Linked DNA regions of Mus musculus: region 2 is linked to region 1. The links are chromatin loops, found by intact Hi-C in ENCODE. Cell type or tissue: left cerebral cortex. All regions are shown on one strand. Links, peaks and the distances in the headings refer to the core of each region. The heading gives the core; the rest is flanking DNA.

Region 1 (9,343 bases), core at 713-8,712:
GGCCTGACAGAAGGTATTGAGCCCTTAAGACCCCCTGGATGTGGCACTGCGCTGGCTAATTTTACATCAATTTGACACAAGCTAGAGATATCTGATAAGAGAGAACACCAATTGAGAAAATGCCTCCATAAGATCAGGTTGTAAGCAAGCCTGTTAGTGATTGATGGGTCAGCCCCTGCCCACTGTGGGTGGGGTCAGCCCATTGTGGGTGGGGCCAGCCCAGGGCAGGTGGTCCTGGGTTCTATAAGAAAGCAAGCTGAGCAAGCCATGGAGAGCAAGCTAGTAAGCATCACCCCTCCATGGCCTCTGCATCAGCTCCCTCCTCCAGGTTCCTGTCCTGTTTGACTTCCTGGTTTGACTTCCTTCAATAATGGACTACAGTGTGGAAGTGTAAGCCAAATAAACTTTGTCCCTCCCAAGTCGTTTTGGTCATGGTGTTTGTCATAGCAATAGTAGCCCTGACAAAGGTAAATTGATGACAGACCTGACCTTGTTTTGGGGGGAGATTGTGTAAGAACTTTGGGATTTGGGGTTAGAAAAGCCGTTGAGTGTTGAGAGCTCGGTGAGCTGCTCTGGGGGAGCCTGGAAGATGAGCAGTGCAGACAATGCAGGCCTGGCCTGTGAGGTTTCAGAGGGAAGCAAAGGCTATTGAGGCCCATTTGCTATTTTGAACTGAGAATTTGTGGTTCTGGTCAGCTGGGGCTGAAGAATTAGCTGCGATTAACAAGAGACCAGCACCAATAAAGTATAACCTTCGAGTTGCTGGGACACTCGATGCTGGTCAACTGGAGCTAAGAAACTAGCTGTGATCAACAAGAGACCAGCATCACTGGGGTGAAATATTCTGAAAAGTTTCTTGAAGGTCAGCATACAAAAGCTGTATTCCAGAGATGGACAGGGCTGTACCTTACACTGGCCTTGGTACTGTAAGAGTCACCAGGTGGTCCTGGTTTTGAAGGCATGCCGGGATCAAAGAGAGCCGCTGAGGCTTGGCCCTGAGTGGCAGGGCTGGGGTCCTAGAAGAGAGCCCAGGAGAGGCTGTTGGTGAAGGTGCAGCCCAGTTGCAGGAAAGACCTCAGCATTTTGGAGATGCCAATACCATTGGGATGACCACCAAGAACTGTAGTCATAACGGAGTGGAGCCAGCCAGAGGCGACAAGAGAGGCTGTCTGTGCTGCAGAGGGCAGAGCTGGAGAAGTGACCCGAGTCCTTTGGAGGAGCCCAGAGGTGGTGAATGAATCCCAGATATCGGGCATTGAGGTATTTACACTATTGGAGTTCGGTTTTGCTTTGTTTAGATTGTCACTGTGTCGTGCTTCTTCTCTCTTGAAGGAAGAAAGTATTTAGCATTTTCTTTTTTTCTTTTTTTTCTTTTTCTTTTTTTTTTTTTTTTTTTTTGGTTTTTTGAAACAGGGTTTCTCTGTTCTCTGTGTAGCCCTTGGCTGTCCTGGAACTTGCTCTGTAGACCAGGCTGGCCTCGAACTCAGAAATCCACCTGCCTCTGCCTCCCAAGTGCTGGGATTAAAGGCATGTGCCACCATGCCCGGCTCTTTTCATTTTTATAGGAGCCCTGTAAAATCCAGTTGAGAAACTTTGGACTTTTTCCACACACTTTTAAAGTGTTGGAATTGGTAAGGCTGGAGGACTTTTAAAATTGATATTCATGTGTGATCTTGGGGAAGAACAGGAAAGGCAAGGTTATGGTTTAACAGCGATGTGTTTGTCTGACAAGGGACCAGTTGTGCTGCTGGCTGGCTCCTTGTTAACTTGACACAAGTTAGACTTATCCGGAAAGAGGGAAGCTCAATTCAGAAAATGGCTCCATAAAGCTAGACTGTAGGACAGCTAATGAATTGGTGATTGATGGAGTGGTGCCATCCCCTTGTGGGCGGGGCCATCCCTGGGCTGGTGGTCCTGGGTTCTATAAGGAAGCAGGCTCAGCAAGCCAAGGGGAGCAAGCCAGTAAGCAGCACCCCTCCATGGCCTCTACATCAGGTCCTGCCTCCAGGCTCCCACCCTGCTTAATTTAAGTCCCTGTTCTGACTTCCTTCAGTGATGAACAGTGATGTAGATGTGTAAGCTGAATTAACCCTTTCCTCCCCAGGTTGCTTTGGTCATGATGTTTTATCACAGTAATTGAAACCCCGGCAGTAAAGGAGATTATCATCCAGTTGGGAGGATGATACATATGTAAAGAGCGACAGGAATCCAATGATAACGTCAGGTAGAAACAGCATGTCACAGGGTATGTGCATGCCTCTCAAATTTGAGGAGGGGACAAGACACTGAGATCGTGGGAAGAGATGGTACAGATCCTCGCCATTAGTAACCACTGCAATTCACCGTGAGGGTCAGAGGGACAAAGCTGCTGGCCAGCCACTAATGGGGCTCAAGCCCAGGCTCTGGGAGCCCAGAGAAATCTCTGTCCTGCAGCCCCCGACCACCTCAGCTCAGAACGGACTCAGGATAAGTAGCCCAGGCTAGCTTCAAGCTCACTGTGTAGCTAATGATGACCTTAAACTCCTGGACCCTCTTGCCTCCGCCTTCCAGATTCTGGGATTATACACACTCACGAGCATGCCCTGTTTATGAGATGCGGGGGATCAAACCCACAGTTTCATGCATGCCAGGCAGATGCTCTCCCAGTTGAGCTACCAGCTCCTGGGTGAAGAAGAGCATGTGAGCAGCCGAGCTCTGGCCCTCATCCCCCAGCCCCGTGCAGGCCGCCCAGAGCAGTCCTGTATTCCGCATGGAGCCTCTGTGGGTGAAGGAGTCACAGCCTCAGGTGTCTGGTGCAATGTGGAATGGGAGGAGGAGGTGAGGTGGCTTCCCAGGGCAGTGGGATTAAAGCCACAAGCACTGGAAGGGACACGCGTGGGTACACATAGGGGGCGGGGTGTCACAGCTGCTAAAGGGGCTTCTCAGCTCTGAGGCTCAGACTGCCTGCCCTGTCTGGAGAGCGGGTTTATCGGCTTTTACTATTCTCCTGCCAGGGCAGTTTGGCAAACAACCCCCCAAAAGGGTGTTTTTAGAAAAGGGTCACCAGGCAGAACATCTCGAAGTCTAGAGGCTGGACGCCCACCCTCCCTCCCGAAGCCAGAGGTTCCCTTCCTTTCTGTTAGCTTCTAGCAGTAGTCATGGCCCCTGGGTCATGTAGTCTCTCCTGGGCAGCAGCAACAGCGTGCCTCAGCATCCCTGTGCTGAACCTCAGGCCTTTCCTCGGGACGCCAGTGGGTTAGAGCACACCCCAAACCTCATCAAACCTGGCTGTCCTGGAACTCACTCTGTAGACCAGGCTGGCCTCGAACTCAGAAATCCGCCTGCCTCTGAGTCCCAAGTGCTGGGATTAAAGGTGAGCACCACCACTTCCCGGCTTGAATCTCTTAATAAGGACACACCATAGGATCCAGGACCCAGAGCGGCTCAGTCCTTTTGTAGGGACACAGTCCCTTCTAGAAGAAAGGTCCCCATACATGTCAGGGAAGAGTCGCCATTGGAGAGATTCCGAGTGCAGGCCTCTCTCCCCAGACTTCAGCCCGTTCTACCCACAGCAGAAGCCGAAGCCCACAAGGCCCTAGGGCAAAGCAGGTCTCCCGGCGCGATGCGCGGGGAGAAGCATGCTGATGTCAGCACGTGCCTGCCACCTTCCTTCCTAGCAGAGCTCAGCTGTCAGTGTCCTGTCACGCCTAGCTCCCCGCACGTCCCAGATTTTATTGGCAGTTTCATTGTTTCCCCCCAAATCTTTTCCTTTCCCTTGGCATTTTCCTCGGGAAGGCTGAAGCGGGAGGAGGGGACAGAGCTGCCTTGAAAACAGGTGGTGCCAGTGCCCCTGCCCTGGGGTCAGGGGCAGCAGAAGACTCCTATGGGGCATCCCGTTTGCCAAGAGCAAAGTAGGACAAAAGGCAGGGGTGGAGAGTGCCCTGGAGAGGCCTGGACCCCACAAACTTTCAAGCCCTTCTGCAGCCCTCCCAGGTGGCATGTGGGAGGCAAGGTCACAGAGTAAGAATATAGGCCATTACGTCAGACCCACCCAGGGGGCACCCCTTTGGTGCCTCAACATACCCGTCTACTAAATGGGAACAACCAGTGCCTCCAATGGCTGAGACCAAATCTAGGCCATCCTAGGTCACCCGTGCCCTAGAAGGCTGGTACTACCACTATCAGTACCTTTGTGGTGGAGAAACAGAAGCTCAGAAAGGTCCGGCACCTTGGTCATGTGACCAGAGAAGCTGCAACATCTGGGTTTGAACTCAGCCTGTAGCAACATTCCTGGTCTGTGGAGTAGGTCTGCTACTTAAGTCTGTCCTATAGGGTCAGTGGAGGGGTGAACCAGGCACACACACTCGAAGAAACGCCATCCGGTGTGCTAAGCAGGATGGAGCCCGGCACCTCGCTGGTCACTCTATGTTGAGGGCCCAGTGGAAATTGCCGGTAGTAAAACACAATGCACGGTGGCCTCTTCAGGCATGAGGTGAGTTTGGGGGTCTCTCTGGAACTGAGGCTGAGTCCATGGTGGGACCACAGCTGGGTACGTTTCCCTGTCCCAGCAGGGCCGTTGCCCCTGCGAGGTGCCCCAACTGTGCAACCATGTAACAGAGGCCCAGAGCAGTGGCTGGCCCAGGGCTGCCCAGCAGGGTCGGGTGCTGAGGGCTTGCACTTCTCCGTGGCCACTGCCTGAGCCCCAGCTCTACATTCTCTACAGCGGGGAAAATCAGAACTCCCTATCGTGGGGTCAAGAGGCCACCCCGCACGCGGAGAAAACTCTTGAGCCTCTAGAAAGTTCCTTACAGAGCTCAGACTCCAAACCCTTCTGCTGTGCAGATGAGGAAATCAAACCCTGGGATGGGAAGAAAGGAGAAACTACTACCCCAGCCTCGGACTCCTGGCCCAGGGTCACCATGGGATGCCCCTGCCACTGCCCCTCCCTCCTCCCTGTGCCCCTGACCCCCGCGGCTCTCGAGAGCCTGAGTCCTGGCCACGCAGCGAGGAGAAACGAGGAACGCCGTTCTTCCTCTCCCTGGCACACTGAAGGTTTTGAAAGTTAAAGTGTTACCGTCGGCTTTGTTGTTGCCTAACTACGACAGACAAATTGAGAACGAGTTGTCAAAATGTCAACGCACAACAAATCAACATGCGAAACGAGTCCCGGCGCTCCACGGTGTATAATTAAACAAAAAATCCCTTTTAGAAATTTCAGCGAGCGTCGGATCCACTTTATATTTGTCTGTGTGATTAATAAAGGCAGCTAATTTTCAGACTTTAAAAACAGCTAGAAAATAGCTCCTAATTACATATTAGGTTCCTGGCGGCCCCCGCTGTGCTCCGCCGGCATTGGTGGGCCGAAGAATTTGGCAGAGCCTTAATTGCATTCTGAGCGCCATCTAATTTTAGTTAAATGTAATGTAATCAGCAGCAGATGTCTGAAATAAAATATGAATTATGAATATGATGAAATTTCATTCTTGAATAAAAAAGTAATTTGCTATTTAGTTCATTAACGTCTTCGAGGTCTGTTCGAGCAGGTAGAGAGCGCCCAGAGTGCTTATGGGTTAAATGATACCTGGGATGAAGACCCCCCCCCACCCTCATCTGGGACAGGAAACTTCACAAGGACACACCCAGTTGTGATGAATGAGTGTGTACCTTGAGTCCAGATCCTGATGAGCAAGAGTTTAGGGGTGAGGGGAAGTGACACCCTGGCATCCACTCTGAAATGAGCAGGGTGGAAAGCTAGCTCCAGGTGACACCACACTGGCCTTGGTGACAGTGTGGAGCAGGGATTGGTGTCTCAGTCACTGACTCAGGATGCAGGCTCTGCTTCGTTCTGTGCAATTGTGAGCAGGACCTAGGTTTCCCTTTCCATAAAATGGGATCACCAAAGCATTGATCGGGCATCCCAAATGCACCCGGGGTTTAGTTAGTGCTGCTGGTCTGGTGTCGCCTTCCACCGAGGTTGCTCCTGTCAGGCAGAGCAGTGGTAAAACATGGCTCTTAAAATACCCGCTTTGGCTGGAACAGTGGTACTTGGGAGACAGAGGCAGGCGGATCTCTGGGTTTGAGATCAGTATGGTCTACAGAGTGAGTTCCAGGACAGCCAGGGCTCTACACAAAGAAACCCTGTCTTGGAAAACAAACAAACAAACAAACACCCAAACAAACACCAAAACCAAAAACCAACCAACCAAACAAAGCTGCTTCCTTTGTTTGTGGGGCAGCCCGTGATGAAGGGATTACAAATTCTATATTGTGTTTCACCCAAGGTCCAGAGACACTAGCAGCCCACAGCTAGACATTGCCAAGATTGGGATTTGATTCCACAATTTGCTTCAGTGCTTGCCACCACATTCAGACGGGTGCCCCAAGAGCTCAGTTGGTAGGTGTTCTGGGCTAAGGATTCCAGACAGGGTGAGGGAGAGGTAAGAGGCAGATGGGGTGGGAAGGATGGAGTCCTGAAGCTGCTCTGGGCAGGTTAGGAGACACAGCTGCCTCTCTACCCTCTCTTCACACCAACCAATAATTTCCTGCAATTATCTGGAAGAGATTAATTAGCAAAGGGCACCATATTGACTCGAGGTTGCCTTTTGCGATCAATAACTCGGGAGAGTACTCGAGGCAGGCAGGGGTGGGGGACAGAAAAAATAAGCTGAATTGGAAAATGGGGGAGGTGGTGGCTCTATCCAGAGTTCTGAGCCTCTGTCTGAGACTCCTAGCTTTGCCTGACTTCCAGGTAGCCTTGAGCACTGTCCCTTGCCTCAGTCTCCTCTCATATAAAATGGGTATGCTACATCGAAGACTCTTAGGACCCTTCAGATCCTAGTCACAAGCCTCACTCAGAGAAACCCGAATTCCTGCCAAGAGGGGCTCTGTGAGTTGGTACGTTCTGGTTGGAAGACAGGGATCTAACTGCGTAGCTCAAACTGGCTTTAAATGATAAGTCTCTTTGTCCTTCTGTTCCTTGATGTTCTGACAAGAGAGCAGGCTCCTTGGGCATGTAGGGTACTCTGGTATCACCATGATGGAAGAGGCTAAAACCAGGTCTAATGGGGCAAAAAATGGAGTCACCAAAGCTAGAAGGATCTACAGCCATCAGGGTAGGAGTGCCACAGGGTAGGTGATCTGTGATTCCAAAGGACACAGCTACCACCAGGGACACTGCACTGAGCCCCTGAATGTGGTGGCAAAGTGGGACAGGAATCCCCAGAATTCCTCCTACCCCCCAGCTTCCCATCAGACAACCTGCTTGGATCCAGTGGGCAGGGAGTCAGCTTTCTGGGAGGCACAGAGCTGACTAGAAGAGAACAGCCTGGTGGTGGTAAGAAGAAACCTAGCACAGGCTGGGATTGCAAGGGGCACAGGTGTGTAGCCCCACTACTCTGCCACTGAGGTGAGAGGGCCATGAGTTCGAGACTAGCCTGGTCTACATAGTGAGGCCCTGTCTCAAAAAAACAAAACTTAAGGTAAGCAAACTACCATGACCCCTCTTGGCAAGAGCTGAGTTATTTTGTGGGTCAGACTTCTGAGTGGACATCAGAGGTCCTAAGCAAGCGTAGGCCTCACCCTGTGTTGCTGATACTTGGATCTCTGCAAACAGGCACACCAGGGCTAACTCCTAGCTTGCTTGCTCCAGTCCCAGGGAGAGTAACTACTCTGGCTCTGAGATCAAACCAGGCCACCCCAGAGAAGTGCTAAGCAGGACAGGTCTCTGCAAAGTGCTGGCTCTGCCTTTCTCATCCTTCCTTAGACCCTCTTGCACGCCATCCATTCATCTGGTAGTCATTGGGTCCTCGCCGTACCTGGAGGACCAAGGTTCGAGGAACCTGAGAGCCATATGTCCAACCGAAAAATAATCTGAGCATCTTTGGGCTGGAAGGATGCAGGAGCCGCAAGATAGAGCTGGACCCTGGGCCTGGGAGGTTTCTCAAGATCTTGAAGCTTTAGCTATGAGGTTTTGCAGGATGGGATTTTGGGTGTCCATCATCAGCTGTTTCCAGCAGAGAAAGAGTCCTCTCCTCTATTCTCAGCCCAGGGAGCCGCCCTCCCTGAGTTGTTCCTGTATTATACTCCTGTGAGCAAGGCCACAGTGAACAAGCATCCCTCCATCCAGGTCATGGGGAGGGCACAGAGGGATCTAGGAAGGCAGACTTCATGAGTCTCTGCCCCTCATCTCTCCACCCAACCTTGCTCTACCAACAGAGTCGGAGGGCGCCTGCTGGCCACCCCATGGTCACACTACCAGGCCCGGGTCAGCTGCCTGTCCCTGCTCTATTCATCAAGGGCATGACAGCCAAAATTCATTTGAAGATGAAGAAAGTGGCCGCTAATCCGTTCTGCGAGACATTGATAGACTCGCTGCTCCGGGAAGCTCGCACAGCAGTAATGAAATTAGGTTAAAACTGCTGGCGGAGCGCAGGTAATTGCCCTTGTCTGTCACGAGGAATAACATCTCCCAAATCCAACACAATGATTGTTCAACTTGCAGGGATTTCCTTCTTCTGTTTCAAAAGAAGAAAAGAAAAAAAAAAAATCCAGAGGGGTGAGGCTCAGGCAGTGGCTGGTGGAGCCATTGCCTGGACAACTGCTTAGGATGGCACCAATGCCCAGCTGCTAACTAACCATTGCACAGCCCAGCCTTAGCTGGAAGTACCCTAGGAGAGAGGAAGCCTGGTGACAGGCCCCATAGAGCGTGCCCAGGGCCCCACCCCCAAGTTGTGCTTTCTCCTAAGATTCTGTCCCTACTCCTTCCAATGTCAAGGTCTGTGTAGAAAATATGGCGGGGGTGGGGAGGAGGCAGAGAAGTCATGGGGGGGGGGTCACAGCTACAGATTTCATGGCTCTGAGGTTTTACAAGACAGACATCTGAATGCAGAGTCTTGTGTGCAAGTGACCTTAGGTTGTTATTGAGACATCATTTCTCCCTGTGATAGAGGGGATCGTGATGGGGGGTGTGGCTCATGACTCACCCTGGAGATCGCACAGGGACCACAGGTTCCCCAGGCTGTGGGCGTGATAGAAGGAGCTGGCCGTGTTCTACAGTGTGCGCATCCTGGAGCCTTCGCTGTCAGCAGACATTTGAATGTCAGAACAGGAACCCTTTCCACAGGTTAGCTGAAGTGCAAGTATGACATCAGTAGCATCAGTGATGTCAGGGAACATCTGAATGTCAGCATCAGTGCTCTGGTGCCAGTGGCCTGGAAAGCTTGCATGTCCCCAAAGAGGAAGGTCAACAGCTCAGGCACCTAGCACAGAACTCAGAAGCTAAGAGGAACAATAACTTCTTCTCTTCCTCCTCTTCCTTCTCCTCTCCCTCCTCTCCTCTTCCTCTTCTTCTTCCTCCTCTCCCTTC
Region 2 (9,343 bases), core at 340-8,339, 69 kb after region 1:
TCAACACTTTCTCAGGTTGCCACAGGACAATGTCATCTTGTTAAGCCTTGTAACTACACCAGAAATGGCTCTCTTCACTGGGCTGTACTGTGGCTCAGATACAGAAGGTGGTGGGCCAAGTGCTTGGGGCGGATTCAAGCCAAGGTCAGACACTACCCCTGCCTGTACTTTTCTGGAATGAGGTTGACCAGTTGTCTGCCAATAGATACTGTATCCAGGATTATAATTCCCACAGGGACTGACCACCAGAAAGTTACCACTGGATCTATTGCTATTGTAACAACTGGGATTATAGAAACACTATATGTTTCCACCCAATTTCTTCCATGATTCTTTGCCATAAGCCCACTAGTCACTTTTAAGAGGGTTGAGAATCAAGGTCCAGAGCTTGCCTCAGGCTGCACAGGAGTCTGTGGTAGAGCCAGAAACTTTACCTGTCTGCAACTCCCCGCCCAGCAGGTGGGGAGTGTGTGTGTGGGGGGGTCCCCACATCTGGCTTTGCCCACCCTCCCACCTGCCCTGTGGGGGCAGACTGATTACTGCAGCGTGGGGCAGGCCTCCTGAAGCCAAGCGCCAGCGCCAGTGGCAGGATGCACTGTCTCTGACTGGTAAGCAAATGTCCCGCTGAGCAGGTCATAGTTGATCCAGGCCACCACCTGCCAGTTGATTTGCTTATGGACACAGGTGCTGATCGGGAGGGATTATCTGCGATTTAGCTCAGAGACCCTGGCAGACAGACAGACAGCCAAGGCCAAGGCTAGGTGGGAAGCCAGAGACTTGACCTTGAGATCTCCATCTCCTGTCCCCTCCCCAGCCCTCCAGGCCACCTTGGAGGAATTGAGGGAACAGGAGGGATAAGTTGTCCTGCTTTGGAGGAAGCTGGTCCTGACTCATATCCCCATCCAAATCCCTCCATTCTCCAAGGCTTGCTGCCTGGATCTCTCCTCTCTGACGCCTTCCAAGATCTTCTCTTTGCTCTGCCAAAATAATCCAGTGACAGGGACCATCCCAGACAGTGCCTGGTGCTTTACATACTCTGCCTTACTTTATCAAGACCAATACGAGCAGGGATTTTTATGCCCCCAACTTTTTACATGAGGAGTGTGACCCTCGCAGACCGGAGGCCATGGTCACCACATAGCTAGCGCAGGTGGGACCCAGCCCCTCTTCCCTCCCAGTTATTCCTGGACATGGCAACTTGCCACAATCCCTCTAAAACCCGTCCTCTGTGTTTTCTAAGCTTTTTGACTTTTTTTTTTAAAGTCTAATGTATTTATTTTCCATTCGTGTCTGTTTGGTTTTTCCTGTGTAACTCAGGCTGACTTGAATTTGAGCCTCAACCTCCCAAATGGTAGGGGTTGCAGAGGTATGCCCCATGCCAGCTCCAAAATAATGACCAGGGTCATATTTACAGAAAAATCATGCAGGTAGAACAGATGGGTCCCCTACACCCCTATACCACTTCCCCTCCCATAAGCATCTTATGAACAGCCTATCACAATGGAAGGGCCAACATCTTCACACCCCTAAGTGAAACTTGTCAGTTCTATGGTCCCTTTCCTGTATCTGACTTTATAGACATTTTTCCTTAGTGTCTCCTTAATTGAGGCAGTTTCTGGCAAGTTCCTTGGTTTTGTTTTGAGGCATGTGACTGCCTGCATGTGGACATGCATGTGCCTGCATGTGCACATGTGTGTGCCCGTAGAGGCCAGAGGTCGACATTGGGTATCTTCCTTCATGATTCTCTGCCCTGGTTTCTGAGGCAGGGGGTCTCAGTGAACCCATTGCTCACCAATTGACTAGGCTCACAGGAGGTGACCCCTAAGTCTCCTCCTGTGTCCATCTCCCTGTTCTGGGATTCTATGTGAGGGCTGCGGTGACTGGCTTTCTATATGGGTGTGACATGCAGATCTGAGCTCAGGCCCTCAGATTCGTACAATTCTCCCCAGCTGCAAGTTTCTTTGTGTTGGTGGCCACATGGATCGTGTGGGGCTCTAGCCAGAGAGGGTAGCACTCAGTAGGGCGCTGTGAGGTGGCTTCTTCCAGTTATGTCACGAAGGAGGACCACGGAGGTTATATGCTCTCCCCGAAGGGCCCAGGGACCCCGTCTCTCATTGATTAAGAACTTTCACCGTGAAGCTCGGGGTATGTTCCTAGCTTGGGCTTCTCTGTATGAAGTCTCTCTGTCTCTTTCATTTTGTGCCCTTCAGTGGGAGACCACCTGTATAGACTTACAGACAGGCCTACTCTGCCCCGCTCCTTCCTCAGGGAAGGGTGTCCAGAGAACATCACTCCACCAAGGAGAGCATCGCCTGTACTTACAGCATGCTGTCTATGTGCCAGCGCGTGCCCGCAGTCAATGTTTTAGACCTCCCCTCTATTCTCTTCTGTGCCTGTGAATGACACGTGCTGCTTTCTCCCTCAGCTGATCAGCATACACCCCCACCCCCAAATCTGCTCTGAGGCAATCTCATTCCACGGAGTTTTAACAGGCAATCCTCTTAAAATAGTTTCTGGAGGCAAAGTCATCCGAGGTCGCAGCACAAGAACAGAGATCCCAGCTGCAGGACTTATCAGGTCTCTTTATATGCTGATCCTCTGAGTAGTGAGCCATCCAGAGGACCTGGGAGACAGCCCTCCCCGCGGGGCTGTTCCTACAACCCTGATCCAGAAGGGAGGATGGATGGCAGACACTAGGAAGTCATTCAGGGATGCATTTCACCTAACTGGACCCAGGTGTTCTGAATAACAAAGACTCCATTTAACCTCCCCTCTGCCCCTAACAACTCCCAAAGTCTTAAGTTTTGGTTTATGGCCCTGTACCGAATGAGAGGGGTGTGAAAATTCTGGCAACAGAAAGGTTTCTGAGAGCAGGGTCCAAAAGTTAACTCAAAGTCAAATATGTAACAGAGCTTAGTGGGTTCCCACTGTGCTTGCAGATGTTGCAAGTCGGGTCTCAACTGCAGCCGCTCTTAGAACCGCGCATGCGCTTAAACTGCGCATGCTCTCACCTCACACAATGCCAGTGAACACTGCCTGACGGCCCTAGGCTCAGCTTTGTGGACTTGACCAACTACAGTGGTTTTTGCTGCACAGTTTGCTCTTTGTTTAAAAAAAAAAAAAAAAACTTGTGGTTTAATTACGGTAAATAAAGAATTTTAATATTTTTCTACCACTAGACCTCAGAATGTGTCAAGTTAATATTCTTGGATTGTATTGTGTTAGAATGCCTAAGATTTCTTCTTTAAGTTTTTAATTCTTTTATTTCACATGTGTGGGGTTTGCTCACATAGATGTGTGTACCATGTGTGCGCCTGGTGCTTACAGAAGCCAGAAGAGGGCAGCATTAGATCCTCTGACTGAAGTTATAGACAGTTGTGAGTCGCCATGTGAGTGCTGGGAATCGAACCTGGGTCCTCTGGAAGAGCAGTCATAGTTCTTAACCACGGAGCCACCTCTTCAGTTCTGAATGCCTCTCTGAAATATTTTTTTAATTGCTATTTGCATTGTTGAGTCTTTGAAACAATGATTCTCGACCTGTGGGTCACGGCCCACTTGGGCAAATAAGCCTTTCATTGGAGGTCACTTAAAACCATTGGAAAACACAGGTGTTTACATTACGATTCACAAAGGTAACAAAACTGCGATTATAGAGTAGCAACAAAAGTAATTTTATGCCAGGCGTGGTGGCACACTAATCCCAGCACTTGGGAGATAGAGGCAGGTGGATTTCTGAGTTCGAGGCCAGCCTGGTCTACATAGTGAGTTCCAGGATAGCCAGGGCTACACAGAGAAACCCTGTCTCGAAAAAACAAAAAACAAACAAACAAAAACAAAAGTAATTTTATAGCTGGGGTCACCACAACTTGAGGAACTGCATTAAAGGGTCGCAGCATTAGGAAGGCTGGATAGATTTAAAACAACAAACAAACAAACAAACAACAAAAACAACAACCAATGCTAAACGAATTTTGCCTTGGGATTAAGATGGAATTTTCCAACAGATTCTGAAATGGCTGCCAACTTGGGCTGTGTATTTAGCATGGTAAGCATTGATATCTATAACTCAAATATCATTCAGCTCTCAAAACTTTGGAAATGTACTATATGCTGCAGTTCAAATACTCAGCCAAGAACTCGTTCTTTTTATACACATAGATATAATTCTTATTTTATTTTATTTTATTTTATGTGCCTTGGTGTTTTGCCTACATGTCTGTGTGAGAGTGTCAGATCTTGGAGTCACAGACAGTTGTGAGCTGCCATATGGGTGTTGGGAATCGAACCTGGGCCCTCTGGAAGAGCAGTGAGTGCTCTTGACTCCTGAGCCATCTTTCCAGCTCCAAGAATTCATTCTTTATATAGAAACAGGTGCATGTCAGCCTGTGAGTTTGTTTTTTCTTACATGATAAAATTATACACATGCCAAACTGATTTAGAATCAATTTCTTCTTTTTCTCTTCATTCTATTACTTTATGTGTATGGCTGTTTTGTTGCTTGTCTGTCTGTAGTATAAACATGCATTTCTGTCAGAGGCCAGAAGAGGGCATTAGAGTCCCCGGAAGTGGAGTTACCGATGGTTGTGTGCCTCCATGTGGATGCTGGGAATTCAACTCGTTCTGGAACAGCAGCCAGTGCTCTTAACCACAGAACCATCTCTCTAGCATCTTGGATCAACTTCTTTACTTCTTACCAGGACTAAGCGACCCGTGCGCCTATTTTATTTGCTGTATACCTGGGGTTTCAGGAAGTTTCTGAGAGGGGTGGGGGGATGTTGGCCTGCACTGGGTTACTGAGAAGGTGTGAAGTAAGGAAAAGAAGGTAGGAAAGAGGGAAGGTGGGCGAGTAGATGTTACATAGATAGATGAATACATAGGTTTTGTGATTAATGACGGGTGTGAACGGATGAGTCCATAGGTGGATGGACAGATTGAAGGTTTGATAGGTGGGTGGGTTGATAATGAGGTGTGCTGATTAGCTTTTGTCTTAAGGACACAAACTAGAGTCACCTGGGGAGAGGGAACCATCACTGAGGAAAGGCCTCCACCAGACTGGCCTGTGGCAGGGAGGAGTAACATGTGAAGACCCAGCCCACTATGGGTGGTGCCATTCCCCAGGACCCAGCCCCGCTGTGGGTTGAACCATCCCGATGACCCAGGCAAGTGGCAAAAGAAAACAGCTGAGGAAGGCTGGAGAGCGAGCCAGCAAGCAGCATCCCTCCATGGCCTCTGCTTCAGTTCCTGCCTACAGATTCCTGCCCTGACGTCACTCAGTGATGCATTGTGAAGTGGAAATGTATGGCAAAAACCCTTTCTTGCCCAATTTGCTTTTGGTCACAGTGTTTATCTGAGCACCAGAAAGCAAATTAGGAGAGAAGGGTTGGGTAGGTGGGTGGACGTACGCATTGGCAGAAGTTGGCTCTTGGCTTTGAGTATTCCCTTTACTAGTACTAAAACTATCTCACCCCTCAGTTACCTGTGAGCTCCCAGAACCAGGGCCTGAGGTTCTTCTCTGCTGAGGATAGTGAGGGCAGGGTCAGCTGACTCTGCCGTGCCCGCAGGTTAACAATTTGGCATACCCTTCTGTCTTTCAACAACCTAGAAGGTAGGTATTAATATTTCTCATCACCACTCAAAGAAGGCAGCTGACAATCGGAGATGTCAAATTCTGGAGGGAGGGAGGGAGGGAGGGAGGGAGGGAGGGAGGGAGGGAGGGGAAGGGAGAGAGGGGGAAAGAGAGAGAGAGAGAGAGGGAGAGAGAGAGAGAGTTACTTCTGGATTGGAAGCTTGGATTCCCCCACAATGGCCAAGTTCTCAGCCTATAACCTCTGCTGGCTCCCTTTGCTGAGGTCTGGCAGCTCCAAGGGAAACTATCCAAGTTCTCAGGCCCCAGCACACGAGAGCTAGGAGGGCGTAGAAAATGGACACGCCAGGATCCCAGAAGCACCAAGCCTTCAGACCAGATGTGCCAGCATACGTGTGCGCATGCGTTTGAGAGGGTGTGTGTACATCCAAAGATCGGGGTTGTTTTATGTAGCTGCCTGGATTGCTTCCAAAAGATGATTTGAAGTAGTTGACATTAAAGAGAAAAAAAAATCTCTGCCTAGTTAAAATTATACCATTAAAATTAGAAATACAATACAAGGTCTAAGAATAAATGCCGTTGGGAGCAGAGAAGGGCCCCGCTCTCATCAGAGAGAGCGAGTGGGGTGGGGAGAGGCCTGTGCTGCCAGAGAGAGGTGAGAATCTGCACCCAAAAAAGGCTCCAATTCTCAAACTCCTGCAAGGTCAGCAATCCCTTATAAATAATTTAAGAGGCATTTTAAAAAAGAATTTGAGTTCCCCTAGGGTAGTCTATGAGGAAGAGGATTATACTAGGAAATGTGGGTTAAAGTCAACAACGATTAAGTCTAAACTGACCCGAAGCTTCCTGGTAGCCATAGCAAAAACAAACAAAAACCACACACATTAGTTCTCCTAGACGCTAAAAGCAACATTGAAAAGAATGAAATCACAAGTTTTTAAGAAGTATGGGTTTCCTAGTGATAAATCCCAACAGGGATGCATTCCCCGGCTCACCCTAGACACTAGATGACACAGAATGAGCCTGTGAAACATCGTGGTTTCTTGAAAAAAGTCTCACTGTGGAACTTAGAATAGTATCAATTTTGAATCCTTCTTGCCTCAGCCTCTGGAGTGGTGAGATCACAGACATGATCCACCACACCTGGTCATGGCTTATCAATGACATCCTGTACCCTGGATGTGTGCTTGCACACGCACACACCCTTACACAGTGTTCTGTCAGTGAATGCTAAGGCTGCATGCATTGCCTGTGGGGCTGGTAGCAGGTCTGTCTGGAATGGGATCTGACTTGATCTGAGGACCAAGGGGTAACCCATACTCAGGGGTAACATTTGCTGGCAGAAGCAGTAAACAAGGGCCATTCAGCTTTGGGGGGCAGGCTGGGCAGGCTGGGCAGAGCTGGACACTGGTCTTATTCCCTGGCATATGATAGGACTAGTCTGGCTAGTCTTTGGACTGTTTGTCATAGAAAGTCACAAGCAGGACCGCTGCCCATCAGTGAGAGGCCTCAGCCAAATCCACAGAGCAGACCTGGAGATTAGACAATCAAGGCTCAAACCCCTAATCCACAGAGCAGACCTGGAGATTAGACCATCAAGGCTCAAACCCCTGGACTGAGATGTAGCCTAATCATAGCACACTCACCTAGCCTGCCGAGGCCCCAGGCTCCATCCTCAGCACTGCCTGAACATATACAGACACACACACAAACACATACAGAACACACACAGACACACACAGATATACACACAGGAACACATACATATATATATATATTATATTCATATATAATATATATACATATATATACACATACACAGACAAAAATACACAGACACACACAGATATACACACAGACATACATAGATACACACAGATATATATATTCACACAGGGACACATAAAAACACACACAGAGCACACAAACACACATACACAGGACACACATACACAAACACAAAAGCACACACAGAAACACACACATACAAACACACATAGCACATACACACAGAGACACACACATGCAAATATACGTAGCACATAGACACATACATAGATATGCACACAGAGACATACATACACACAGATATATACACAGGGTCACACACATACACACATATATAAACACACAGACACAAACACACTCACACACCCTTGCTCTGTCCACTGAGCTTTGTGACCTTGGACAAGGACCATGAGCTTCTAGAAGCCTCGGGTTCCTCAGGGTCAGAACAAAAACTCCCTTCTACCCCCACCCCAGCCCTGCAGCAGCACCCAGTGCCCTGGTGTTCTCTCTCCCAACCCAGCAAGGGTGGAACATAATGCTTTGAAAACAGCTCTTTGGGGGTCTCCTCGTAGGTTTGCTGTGGCCTCAAACCCCTAAAATACAACAGAGAATTGGGCGAGTAGATGCATTTGGAAGACAGGTACTCATGGCCTGTCATATGGCTTAAAGAGGTTCTGTGACTCCAGAAGCCGAAGGGACTGATGGGAGAATCCTACCCAGTGCTGCCACTCCCAGCCTCCCAGTCCAGCCCAGTCTTGTTACTGGTTCCAGACCCAGTTCCGCCTCTGGTGCATGGAGGATGTGGTCAAGTCTAGTCAGTAAGCTTTGGGCTGCCTCCAGGAAACAAAAGCCCCACAGAGGGGTCTGGAGGGGTGGCTCAGTGGTTAAGAACGCACACTGTTCTTTAAAAAGACCTGAGTTTAGTTCCCAGCGTCCACACCAGGACCCAGAGCCTGCGTACCTGATGGGCCACACAAAGCTGCTCATCTTCCGTCCTTGCCTTGACGTTAGCCTGGGATTCGTGAAAACTAAACCAAAGAGAAGATCGTGCCTAACAGCAACATGAAGTGAGATTGCACCAAGGATGAGTTATGAGCGGCTACTCACAGTTACAAGTGATTTCAAGGTGAGTGTTTATAATATCAGCTTTGGCCAAGGCTACACACACCTGTGATCCCAAGGTGGGGGGTGGGGGGAGAGAAGGATGAACTCAGGAGGTGGGGGCAGAAGGACGGCAAGGTCAGTGCATTCTGAGCTACAAACGCACAGCATTTCTCAAAACCTCAAGGGTCAGGTGTAAGTAGAAACACTTGCCCAAGCAGGGCGTGGTAGCGCTCGCCTTTAATCCCAGCACTTGGGAGGCAGAGGCAGGCGGATTTCTGAGTTTGGGGCCAGCCTGGTCTACAAAGTGAGTTCCAAGGACAGCCAGGGCTACACAGAGAAACCCTGTCTCAAAAAAAAAAAAAAAAAAAAAAAAAAAAAGAAAGAAAGAAAGAAAGAAAGAAAGGAAGGAAGGAAGGAAGGAAGGAAGGAAGGACTTGCCCAGTGTTCCTACAGAACTCAGTCTGTCCATCCATCCACCCATCCCTCCATCCAGCCATCATCTCTCCCTCCCTTCCTCTCTCCATTCATCCATCTCTCTACCCATCTATCTCTCCACCATCCATCCATCCATCCACCCATTTTTCTCCCCGTCCCTCCACTCTTCTCACCATCCATTCATCTATAGCTTTCCATCCTGCTCATGAGCTCCTACTTGTCCTTGGGACTCAGCTTCCAAGGCCTCTTTTTGGGGGTTCTAGGGCCATCCTGGCAACTGTACAAGGCAAAGCTTAGCACTTCACCTGGGGCAGTGGCCACTGCTTGCCACTCTTCTGGGGTGCTGGGTGGGTCTGGCAGACTGACCTCTACCATCCATGGGGGTGCCACGCAACGCGTTTACTCTTTTCCCATCCCCCCCCCATTTCCCCC

Evidence for each region. Peaks named below come from ENCODE experiments on the same cell type or tissue, not always from the same donor. Only the 100,000 strongest peaks of a DNase experiment are listed, where the experiment ranks them.
Region 2: a loop joins it to region 1, with 1.9 times the contacts of the local background. A loop is called at or near these places in 3 of 42 quality-filtered maps.

Annotation. Positions count from the first base shown.
Region 1 is chr5:114,470,115-114,479,457 of GRCm38, forward strand. It overlaps Gm34722 (a long non-coding RNA gene), which reads right to left. Exons shown (of 2, transcript XR_387590.2): 2 at 8,876-9,105. Among named protein-coding and RNA genes, the nearest start is that of Gm34722, 5.4 kb to the right of the region's middle. In left cerebral cortex, for the core only: no CTCF peak of the experiment used is centred there; a DNase peak (open chromatin) is centred at 5,313.
Region 2 is chr5:114,539,281-114,548,623 of GRCm38, forward strand. No RefSeq gene overlaps it. Among named protein-coding and RNA genes, the nearest start is that of Gm13790, 7.3 kb to the right of the region's middle. In left cerebral cortex, for the core only: a CTCF peak has its summit at 4,528 (motif pointing right); a DNase peak (open chromatin) is centred at 6,046.